3 separate regions of the Homo sapiens genome follow, and regions 2 and 3 are each linked to region 1. A link is an interaction called in ENCODE POLR2A ChIA-PET data of the cell type or tissue named here. Cell type or tissue: PC-9. All regions are shown on one strand.

Region 1 (4,000 bases):
GGACAGTGACACATCCCATCAAGTCTCAAATGCCCATGCTCAAACCCCCAGCACCCAAATATTGAGGCTAGAAAGTCACATGATTCTTTTGAACTCAAATTCCCTATTGCTTCAAAGGCTCTACAGTCACCACCCCACTTTGCTCCCACTGAGCCCTGGGGCATCTTGATACTCTGTCTCTCCTCGGATTCTGCTTTGCTCCTTGTCTTAACCAAAACTTGAATGTCCCCCAAAGACAATTTCTCCTGCCACCTCTCAACCCGTGTAGCTCCTTCTCTCATTTCCTATGCCTAGGTGGATGGGAGTCCTCCTCAGCCCCCATCACAACATCTAGACCATCGCCCCTCCCCAGCCCCTTTGCAAACCCTGCTCCCCTTATGTGCCCCAAAATACCACGCCTCCTCTCCTCCTGGCTGTCTTCTACAGCCTCCCAGTCATTCCCCTTAGTGACAGAAGATTTAACGCTTCTGGCTCCCAGCCTCCCCCTCTACCCCAGCTCTGTTATTCTCAGAACGTTCTACCTCTGAATGCCTTCTTTGTTTTTTATTTGGTTGGTTTGGTTTTTGTTTTTTGAAACAGGGTCTCAAAACTTTGTCGCCCAGGCTGTAACGTAGTGGTGCAATCACAGCTCACTGCAGCCTCAACCTCCCAGGCTCAAGTGATCCTCCCACCTCAGCCCTCAGCCTCCCAAGTAGCTGGGACTACAAGTGCTCCACCACACTTGGCTAATTTGTAAGTTTTTAAATTTTTTGTAGAGATGGGGTCTCACTATGTTGCCCAGGTGAGTTTCAAACTCCTGGGCTCATGCAATCCTCCCTTCACAACCTCCCAAACTGCTGGGATTACAAGTGTGAGCCACTGCATCCAGCCTCTGAATGCTTGCCACCTACCCTATGGTCACCACCCACATCTGGATTTATTTTTATTTTTAATTGTGATAAAATACAGATAAATACACATAAAATACAAATAACATAAAATTTACCATCTTAACTGCTTTTATTAAAAGACAGGATCTTGTTATGTTGCCCAGGCTGGGTTGTTTGTTTGTTTGTCTTTGAGACAGGGTCTCCCTCTGTTGCCCAGGCTAGATTGTAGTGGTGTGATCACAGCTCACGGCAGCCTTGAACTCCTGGGCTCAAGTGATCCTCCCATCTCCACCTCCCAAGTAGCTGGGATTACAGGTGCACACTACTGTGCCTGGCTCATTATAACCATTGGTAAGTGTACAGTTCAGTGGCTTTAAGTACATTCACACTGTTGTGCAGTTGTCACCACCATCTATCTCCACAACTCTTTTCATCTTGCAAAACTGAAACTGTAGCCATTAACCAATAACTCCTCATTCCCTCTCCCCCTCCAGCCTTTGGAAGCTACCGTTCTACTTTCTGTCTATAATTGTGACTACTCTAGGCACTTCATAGGAGTGAAATCATACAGTGTTTGTCTTTTTGTGACTGGCTTATTTCACTTGGCATAATGTCTTCAAGGTTCATTCATATCGTAGCATGCATCTGAATTTCCTTCCTCACACCTGGAGTCTGCATTCAACAGAAATCCCAACCTCCAAACTTAAGAATTGAGAATCCTACTGACTATGCCTACAGCTTGCTTAAATGCCCCGTGGAAAAAATGCCTCAGGTTCATCAGGTGTTGATTGGACATCATTGGCTTCCTCTTAACCCCAAGCATTCAGGGGCTAAAATGAAGTATCTCTTGCATAAAATGAAGTGTCTCTCTTGCCTTCACAAAACAAATGTAACTTCACCTAGATATTCTTTTTTCCTAAACCAAACCTACCACCAGGAATGTGAGGTCAAGGTGTGGTTCAGGATTCCTTTCCAGAATTGAGGGAGGAATCCCCACCCAGAATTCTGATGACTCAAATGCTACCAAGATATGTGGTAGGCAATTGGCAGTAGGTAGGTAAGTATTCATCTTTCATCCTGTTGAGTCTTGACAAATAATCCCACCAATGGACAAACTCTGAAAGTTATGTCCTCTGAAAGGATATAAGCAATGCCTGCCAACAGGTTCCCTCCTGGTTTAGGGGTTTAAGGCCATCATTCTCAGGACTCTAGGTTAACTCAAGTAAGAAGAGCTTTCTTAACCCAAAGACTCTCTCTAGCAGTTTCTGGCTAAAGAAGCTATCCAAGCGTTTTTGCTAAGCCAAAACAGCCTTTCATTTGTCTCTTCAAAAATCTCACTGGATTTTTTTCCTCATTTGTGTCTCTGCTGAGTCACACAGAGCTATGATTCACAAACACAGGTAATATTTGTCCACCAGACTTCAAGACAAATCAGCCCATCAGACTGAGAAAAATAAAAATAATATCATAAACTGATCGTAACCCTGAATTTGATTGATTTATGGGACTGTACTTTATTGAGATTGTGTCCTTCCTCCTTTTCTGGAATTAAAGGTCTTATCTTTTCTGAAATAATAGTAATGAGTGTAGGATTGGGAATGTCCGGAAGAGTGACATCTAAGTCAGTCCTCCAAATTCACTTTGCAATTTTTCTCGTAAAATCTCAAAGTCTGAGAACCACTGAGCTGGAAGTCGCATCACTCCTCTAGAAACCAGCCCAGAATTTTACTGGCTTACCTGGAGGTGCAGGCCCAATGAACTTTCTGGTTTGGGGTCACTATCAGCAAACTGGTCTCCAGCCCTGTCTTTCTCCTAAAAGAAGAAGATGGCCTCTTGGATCACTTTGGTAATTAATTACCACTAACAAAGGAACGAAATAAAGGTGAGACAAACAGCAGATTACAGACACTAAGGGCCGTTGCTCCTAGTCTCAGAACACGATTGTTGTAATGACGGCTCCTCCGCAAGAAGGAGGGGCTGTCCCAGGGCACTGCGTGTACCTTCCCTTCACAAAGACAGGAGGACACACCAGTTGGTACAGAGACGAGATTGCCAGCTCAGTACCTGGCACACAGCCTGAAGGACCCCACTACTGGATGAAGAAAACACCGAAGTCAGCTTCAACTATGCCCTTAGCGACGGACATCTGCCAGCTAAGGAGGTGCACCACGGTCATTTCTTCCCTAAGTCTCCGAAGGTCTAGTCCTGGGCTGTTCTAGGGTTCTCTTTTGTCTTCCAGTGAGGTGTGGCTGTGGTGCACGGGCACCGCTTTGATCACTTCTCAGACCACCCAAGCTTACGGGGCCAGAATTAGCAGCTAGACCACCTAGAAACCTACTTGGGGGAGTCTGCAATGCCCTGGAAATGGAGAGCTCAAGAATTTGACCACATCTCAAATGACTCTCAGTAAATTCCAGACACAAGGGCGTGACATTTTATGCGGCACATAGCACATTTGAACTATGCTTTGTTGAATCTCCATATCAACCTCTGTAATAACTCTAACATTGGTATGAAACCCAAATAATCACACAAATCTAACTCTAGTTACCTTTATGGCTTATGCCTAAAAATGTCAAAACAACCTACACATAATAAATGAAGTAAATCTTTAAAAAATCTGTAACAAATGTTCTCTTGCCCTGGGACAGGAGATGGTTTCCCAGGCCGGCTCCCCTGAGGCCCTGAGCCAATTGTTGTTTCAGCACTGCTGGTTTTCTAGAACTTGGGCAGCTGTCCAGCTCCCAGTCAAAATGGGCACCTCTAATCTTGCTATTTGCTGGGATACCACACATTCCAGGGAGCCGCACTCACCTTCAAAAAGGGCAGACTTATCTCAGGCCAGGTGTGAATGCCTCCAGGGCACTGAGAAGCAGCTCAGCAAGGCCAATGGCCAGGGCAGGGCAGGCCGGGCTTGCTGGGCAGGAGCACACAGGTAGGTAAGCGAACAGACACCTTCAGGTAGCAACAAGTTACAGGGTGAGGGTGAGGGTCCTCTTGTTTTTACTAGTGAGATATAGCCCTTCAGTGTTGGAAAGAATCTCAGAAAACCATCCCCTCCACCCTTCACCTTCCCAATATTTACTCAGAGGTTTGTTTTTTCTTTTTTTAAACAATAAGTAAGGACCACA
Region 2 (4,000 bases), 310 kb after region 1:
TATGTTTACTTATTTTCTGTGTTTCCCATTAGCTTATGTTCCACAAGGGCAGTGATTGTGTTTCCAGTGCCTAGCAGAATGTGTGGTACAAATGAAAAACTCTTCGAATGAACTAATGAACCAACAGGGAAGAGTGGTGGTGATGGAGGTTTACAGAGAAGGCAGTGACCAGCTGCCCCACTGATTTAATTAGCTGCTTTTCCTTATCCAAGAGAAGGCATGACAGTTTTGCACATGTGTCGGATCCAGCAGCTATGAGAAGTTCAGATGGGGTGGACTCCAGTTGTTGTTCTGAACTCTAGTAGGAAGCCACCCCTATGAATGAGCCTCTATGTACAGGGTGCTGCAAATATAAAATCGCTTTAAAAAAAAGAGGCAGCATAACATAGTGCAAGGAACACAGGCCTGTGAGTACTGATTTAGCTTCTGGTCTTTGGTTTGTGTATTAGCTTTGTTCTTCTTTTCTTTGTTTTCTTTTCTTATTTGTGAAATAAGAGAGATTGGACTAGAAAGATAAAAGTCCTCTCCAGTTTGGCTGTGTTAACGGAGTACCTCACAGTGTTATCAGCAATCGAAACATTTAATTATCTTTTGAAACCAGAATATGGAGCTGTGATGGTTCTAGGGTTAGTCAGGTGGTTCAAAGGTGTCATCAAGGACCCAGGCTCTACTATTGTCTTCTGCTTTGCCATCAGCTTTGTCTCCAGGCTTGTCCCTTATGGTCACAGTGTGGCTGCTACAGCTGAGGGCATCACACCCTTCCACAAGAGCATCAAAAGCAGAAAAGGATGGTCATGGGGCAGAGCTGTCCTTATGGGTCCCTCTCTCTTCATCAGGGAGTAAAATCTTTCCTGGAGGTCCCTAGCAGATGTCCTTGTATGTCTCACTGGCCAGAACCACTTCATGTATCCACTAGACCAATCATGAGAATGGAAGTGCCATAATTTCCTTATCCCAAACATAAATTCATCCCCCAGAGCTGACCTGTTACCCGCTGTACTCGATACAGCTTAGTCCTGTGAACAAAGGAGGAGTAAGGGCAGGCTGCTGCATGGGCTGCCTCATGGACCTGAAGTTCTGTGATTCTTAGGACTCCGCCTTTGGGAGGCTTCCTTGTTATGCTGCAGGGACTAATTGTGTTATTCACATCTCCAGTGAGGCAATGGCAGAGAACAACTGTTTTTAAGGAAGGCTTTACATTCCTGAATGAGGTGGGAAACAGATGAATTCACTGGCCAAGACAAATTCAGTGAAAAAACTGAGCCCAGCAGGTCTTCTGTAGTATAGGGGCCCATGATTGAGCTGCCTGTTGCTAAGAGGGAGTAGAAAAGATTAGAGATCATTGTAAATTATGAGGCAAGACCTCAGCTAACTTCCTCAGCAAACGACTGGTTCTTCTGCCTGTTCAGGCTGCAACCTCAAGTATTCCTAGTAAGTAGAATCTTTCTTTAAAGCTGCCTAATAAAGTCAGATAATAAATGATGAATGTATTTGTAATGGCCATTTTTTTTTTTTTTTTTTGAGATGGAATCTCACTCTGTCGCCCAGGTTGGAGTGCAATGGTGTAATGATCTCGGCTCACTGCATCCTCTGCCTCCCAGGTTCAGGCAATTCTCCTGTCTCAGCCACCTGAGTAGCTGGGATTACAGGTGCCCACCACCATGCCTAGCTAATTTTCGTATTTTTAGGAGAGACGGGGTTTCACCGTGTTGGCCAGGCTGGTCTCAAATGCCTGACCTCAAGTGATCCGCCTGCCTCGGCCTCCTGAAGTACTGGGATTATAGGCATGAGCCACCATGCCTGGCCTGTGATGGCCATATTAAGAACATACTATGTGCTGGGAACTGTGCTAGGTCTTCGGGATACCAATACAAAGGGACAAGGTCCTAGTCCTTAAGAGGCTGACATTCCAGTTGAGGGATACCACAGGTATCAGATAAGCCAGCTCTATGACAAGTGAGTTATGGGGCAGGAGAATGGGAGTGGCCACCTCTACCTAAGAGGTGAGCAAGAAAGGAAGTGACCTTTTAAGAGCAACAGATGCTTTGTCTGATGTTGAGAATAGCATGAGCCAGAGGGAGCCATTGGTTAAGAATGGCAGGCACTGGACGTGTGGAGCCGAGGCTGGGGGGTTCTGCGGCCATGCTGGGAAGTATACGTCTTACACTGCAGGTAAAGCAAACAAACACTTCCCATGGGCAAGTCTTCAGGTAATGTCAATCAAATTATTTCCCAGTTTTCTCTTCCAGAGATTACAGAAGGATTTTATTTCATTTACTTAATACATTACATTGATTATGTTCATTTATACATTACATATGTATTATGGACCAGTTGTTAATAACAAAATGTGTACCTTTGCTATAAACCATGGATAGACTAGTGTATAGCAAAATGTCTAAAAGGGATATTATGGCATCTGTTGCTCTTATAAGGTCACTTCCTTTCTTGGTCACCTCTTAGGCAGAGGTGGCCGCTCCCATTCTCTTGCCCCATAACTCACTTGTCATAGAGCCTGCTTATCTGATACATGTTGTATCTCTCAACTGGATACTGGTCAAACCTCTTAAGGACTAGGATCTTGTCCCTTTGTATTGGTATCCCCAGTAGTGGTTTCTAGTATTTTTTTGTTGTTTGTTTTTTTGAGATAAGGTCTTGCTCTGTCACCCAGGCTGGAGTGCAGTGGTGCAATCACAGCTCACTGCAGCCTCAACCTCCTGGGCTCAAGTGATCCTGACTCTCCCACTTCATTCTCCCGAAATAGCTGGAACCACAGATATACACCACCGTGCCCGGCTAAGTTTTGTACTTTTTTGTAGAGATGGAGTTTCACCATGTTGCCCAGGCTGGTCTCCAACTTGTGATCTAATGGCTTGAAGATGACCAAAAAATTTAATATTTGCTATTTCCCAATTTTTATCAACTCTGCTGCTAGTATTTCTCAGTAGACAGGGGCACTGCTAGACTCTTGTTCTCCAGCAGTCTGCAGAGGTATTCAGAAATGATTCTGCCCATAGTCCTAGGCAAATGTCTTGTGGTGTTTGTGGGAAGCCAGAAAGATCCTTGCCTGGAGCCACAGGTGGTGCTGACTCCAGTGCTTACTGCCTCAGGCCTTTGTTCAAGTGTCACCTTATCCATGATGTCAGCCTCTTTAAAACTACAGTCCTGCCCATCCTGATCTTTCTTACTCTGCTTTTTCATGTTTCATACCACATATATCTCCATACTGTTTATTATTATGTTTACCCCTGCTAGATCTGAGTCTGTTAAAATTTAGTAGGGATCTCTGTGTGTTCTGTTCACTGATGTATCTCAAGCACTTAGAACAGGGTTCCTCAACCCCTGGGCTGCAGACTAGTACTGGTCCGTGGCCTGTTAGGAACTGGGCCACACAGCAGAAGGTGAGCAGGCAGGCGAGCATTACTGCCTGAGCTCTGCATCCTGTCAGATCAGCAGCATTCGATTCTCATAGGAGCTAACCCTATTGTGAACTGTGCACGCAGGGGATCTACGCTGTGCGCTCCTTATGAGAATCTAATGCATCACCCCCCGCCCCTGGTCTGTGGAAACATTGTCTTCCATGAAGCTGGTCCCTGGTGCCAGAAAGGTTGGGGACCACTGACCTAGAACAATGCCTTACAGAAGACCTAGACTCAAAGAGCGGTACCTAGGTAGGTAGGAAGTATAGGAAGTCGATCGGTTTTTGGAAACTGTGACTTGAAGCAAAATGATGCACTGTATAACAAAGCCAATTTTACCACAGTTGATACTGTTAAAAGAAAAACTTCGGCTGAATTCAATTTAAAAGAGCTTAATTGAGCAAAGAATGATTCACAAATTGTGCAGCCTGCTGAGCCAAAGCAGGCTCAGAGACTCCAGTGCAGTCACGTGGTGGAAGATAATTTATGGACAGAAAAAAGAAAGTGATGGACAGAAAAAGGAAAAGTGACGTACAGAAAATGGAAGTGAGGAACAGAAACAGCTGGATTGGTTATAGCTC
Region 3 (4,000 bases), 320 kb after region 1:
CCCCCCCACCTCCCTCCCGGACGGGGCGGCTGGCCGGGCGGGGGGCTGACCCCCCCACCTCCCTCCCGGACGGGGGGCTGAACCCCCCACCTCCCTCCCGGACGGGGCGGCTGGCCGGGCAGAGGGGCTCCTCACTTCCCAGTAGGGGCAGCCGGGCAGAGGTGCCCCTCATCTCCCGGACGAGGCGGCTGGCCGGGCGGGGGGCTGACCCCCCCACCTCCCTCCCGGACGGGGCGGCTGGCCGGGCAGAGGGGCTCCTCACTTCCCAGTAGGGGCGGCCGGGCAGAGGCGCCCCTCACCTCCCGGACGAGGCGGCTGGTCTAGGCTACTCTCTTAACTACTGTGTTATACTTCTGGGGTTGGGGGGCGGGGAGTAGTGGCAAAACTCTTGCATATATTGGCCTGTACACACCTCTGGGGAGATGATTGCGTTGAATCTGATGTCAGAGAACACAGCTTTAGATCTTGAAGGGGTTTTGGTTCAATCCTGTCTCTTGCAGTTGAGATACACTTAGGGCACATCAGTTACGAATGTGGCCTCTTGGACAATGCTATACCCAACTTGCCAGCCAGGTCCCAAGATGTTTAAGAAGTTAACAGTGTAAAAGAAAGGGAAAGAATGGAGTGGACATCATTATTTTCTTCTTTCGCAAGACTTAGAAAACAGCTGCCTGCTTTCAGGAAGGTAGTGTTTTTTCCTTTGGAATAAGGTGTGTGTGAGTATGTCCTGTTTCTGCTTCATGGTCTGGACTCTGATGAAATTGGCAAAGGCTTAAAGGAATAGGTGAAGGTACTCATGCCCCATGTGAAGGTCAAGTGTGGTGTCAGGCTGTCTCACAGGTAGTGCAAAGATATACCACATGGCTGAAAGTAGGATATGCAAAGTTGTCAACATCGAATTTAGTTCATATTTTTATGGGGCCATCTAATTCCCCAGTGCCCACTTCTGGGATTCCCTTTTTTTCCTTCTCAAAGCTTCACTCATGATCTTTTACATAAAAATTCAGGAAATTGATGCAGTTCTAAAAATGACATTGCATTTTGAGAGGCTAAACCCCTAAGAGGTGACTAACTGAAGACAAAGACAAAAAACTACCATTTGTTTCAACATATAATAAGATTCCCATTTTGTAGAATAGTTAAACCACAAAGTAAGGGCAATTTCTCTCTACATTCAACTACAGTGGGAAGAGTCTTCCCCATCCTCACCAGGATGCTGTCACTCTTCCGTAGCACTGAGAATGCAAATGCAGGACATGAACAGTAATGACAAGAAGCCAAACATGTGTATGTTTTACTGGAACTTCCAAGGACCTACAAAGAAAGGATAGATGGGATCAGACCTCAGATGTGCTGGAAAAACCACCTCTTTCCCTTTTTATTTATGTAGACTCAGAGTTGCTCTGCAAATTGCACCGAGAAGAACTGCAGTAATGTTTTACATAAAAGAGGAAACAACTTCTCTTCCTCCAGTGTACAGACTCTCCCTTCCTCACCTCTCAGTGCTCACCTTTAGGACAGCATATAAAGGAACTGAAGAGTTTCAGATTAGTTCAACCAACCACATAAACCATTCTGTTCCTACGCCTAGTGATTCATGGGGCCCACTCTATGGGCTGACTGTAATAAGAAGGAAGTGGGGGGGGGGAATCTCTCATCTACATTTTATTGTGGGGGTTCTTAACCTTTGGTATTTCACAGCAGGTGTATAAATTTCTAAAGCTTCCTACATACCTAAAGAGAGAGTAAAAACAGGCAAAGGGTCAGTAGCAGGGCAGGAGTAAGATAAGTCTCAGGCCGGGTGTGGTGGCTCAAAGCCTGTAATCCCAGCACTTTGGGAGGTCGAGGTGGGAGGATCACTTGACCCCCCCCAGAGTTCAAGACCAGCATGGGCAACATGGTGAGACCTCGTTTCTATAGAAAAAAAAATTTTTTTAAAGTCAGGTATGGTGGCACATGCCAGTAGTCCCAGCTACTCAGGAGGCTGAGAAGGGAGGACTGCTTGAGCCTGGGAGGTCAAGGCTGCAGTGAGCTGTGACTGCACCACTGCACTGCAGCCTGGGTGACAAAGATCCCATCTCTAAAATAAAGATAGGTCACAGAAGAACAAAAGAAGAAACTGGGAAGAGGCTTTTGAAAAGCATTTGAGAGCAGAGAGAATAAATAAAGCAAAGACCCTTGCGAAAGGAATGACTCAGCTGTTCAGGATGGAGGTCTCAGGAAAAGAGGCAGGCCCAGATCTGCCTACTCATCTAGCAGGATGGAAGGAGGACACTGATACATAGTGGGTTGATAAGAGGCACAGTCTAACAGTCTTGGTGGTGGTCAAGAGGGACAAAAAGGAGAGGTACAGGAGAAACAAGACACATCTGTAGTATGATCGCACAAATTTGCTGGAGAAATCCTTTGTTTAAGTCTCTCTACCACCAAGCAGCCAAAAACTTTTTGTTGAGGTCTTCATTCCTAGAGTTAACTTCCCACCTGGAGGCGTAAGATTATTATTAGTATCTGAGGGAAGCAGAAATGTCCTGAGGGTGATTTTATAATGAACTGCCACTTAGGAATTTGCCACACAGCCTTCAAAGCACTTTTAGGCTCTCAGATGGCAATCTAAATGAAAAAGCAAGGACTTTTAAATTTTTTTTGAATTACAATGTTAGCACTCCTAGGATTCTTTAATCTTTCTTACCCACAGAGAATAAAGCTACAGGTATGGTTTGACTGCAAGAACAAACAGCAGGTTCCACTGCTGTGCTTTTGTCACATTTTCAGTGGTTCATATAATGCAGTTATCCCAGTACAGCTTTTATTAACATTTTTTTTTAATTTTTGTTTTTTGGAGACAGGATGTTGTTCTGTCATCCAGGCTGGAGTACAGTGGCAGATCATAGCTCATTGCAGTCTTGAATCCCTCGGCTAAAGTGATCCTCCCACTTCAGTCTCCTGAGGAGGTAGGAGTACTGGTGTGCGCCACCACCCTATGCTAATTTTAAAATTTTTTTTGTAGAGATGGGGTCTTGCTATGTTGTCCAGGCTGGTCTTTAACTGCTGGGCTTAAGTGATCCTCCCACCTTGGCCTCCCAAAGCACTGGGATTACAGGCATGAGCTACCACACCCAGCCTCAGTATGGTTTTTTGACGCAGTCAGAATTCCTCGGGAGATTTTAGGTTACCAGAAATAGCCAATGATTGGGTAAGAAGATGCCTACTGAACACATTCAAGATTTCAGTTCAGGCCGGGCATAGTGGCTCACGTCTGTAATCCCAGCACTTTGGGAGGCTGAGGCGGGTGGATCATGAGGTCAGGAGTTCAAGACCAGCCTGGTCAATATGGTGAAACCCCATCTCTACTAAAAATACAAAAATTAGCCAGGTGTGGTGGCGGGTGCCTGTAATCCCAGCTACTCAGGAGGCTGAGGCAGGAGAATCACTTGAACCCGGGAGACAGAGGTGGCAGTGGGCCAAGACTGCATCACTGTACTCCAGCCTGGGTGACAGGGCAAGACTCTGTCTCAAAAAAAAAAAAAAAAAAAAAAAAGATTTCCACCCAGTTACAAATTAGGTGTTGAAAAAGCACACCTTGCATATTACCTACTGCAAGGCTCTGATGTGTTATGAACATATCACCGAGACCATTCAGTATCAATGGAGAGATTTCCCCAGCATGTGTGGAAGCTTACACTGAAGGAAGAGCATTAAAGCAGATTGTTTTCTACTTAATCCTAAAGAAAAAACCCACAACATCCAGCAGTGACATGTATAATTCTTTTTTTTGAGACAGAGTTTCATTTTGTTGCCCAGGCTGGAGTGCAATGATGCAATCTTGGCTCACTGCAACCTCCACCTCCTGGGTTCAAGCCATTCTCCTGCCTCAGCCGCCTGATTAGCTGGGATTACAGGCATGTGCCACCATGCCTGGCTAACTTTTGTATTTTTAGTAGAGATGGGGTTTTGCCATGTTGGCCAGGCTGGTCTTGAACTCCTGACCTGAGGTGATCCA

The links. Peaks named below come from ENCODE experiments on the same cell type or tissue, not always from the same donor. Only the 100,000 strongest peaks of a DNase experiment are listed, where the experiment ranks them.
Region 2: POLR2A ChIA-PET joins it to region 1 with 5 read pairs; 3 of 35 experiments call an interaction of 5 or more read pairs at or near these places.
Region 3: POLR2A ChIA-PET joins it to region 1 with 5 read pairs; 5 of 35 experiments call an interaction of 5 or more read pairs at or near these places.

Annotation. Positions count from the first base shown.
Region 1 is chr17:15,656,196-15,660,195 of GRCh38, forward strand. All of the region lies in intron 6 of TRIM16 (tripartite motif containing 16), which reads right to left. Among named protein-coding and RNA genes, the nearest start is that of TRIM16, 26 kb to the right of the region's middle. RefSeq lists an enhancer at 3,266-3,768. In PC-9, no CTCF peak of the experiment used is centred here; DNase peaks (open chromatin) are centred at 1,826, 2,416, 3,306 and 3,676; H3K4me3 peaks cover 1,273 bases; H3K27ac peaks cover 4,000 bases.
Region 2 is chr17:15,970,127-15,974,126 of GRCh38, forward strand. All of the region lies in intron 1 of ADORA2B (adenosine A2b receptor), which reads left to right. Among named protein-coding and RNA genes, the nearest start is that of ADORA2B, 27 kb to the left of the region's middle. In PC-9, no CTCF peak of the experiment used is centred here; DNase peaks (open chromatin) are centred at 1,945 and 2,515; H3K27ac peaks cover 3,232 bases.
Region 3 is chr17:15,979,831-15,983,830 of GRCh38, forward strand. ZSWIM7 (zinc finger SWIM-type containing 7) reads right to left here. Exons shown (of 5, transcript NM_001042697.2): 4 at 1,210-1,314. Among named protein-coding and RNA genes, the nearest start is that of ZSWIM7, 18 kb to the right of the region's middle. RefSeq lists an enhancer at 2,273-2,962. In PC-9, no CTCF peak of the experiment used is centred here; DNase peaks (open chromatin) are centred at 1,651, 2,211 and 2,551; H3K4me3 peaks cover 313 bases; H3K27ac peaks cover 3,877 bases.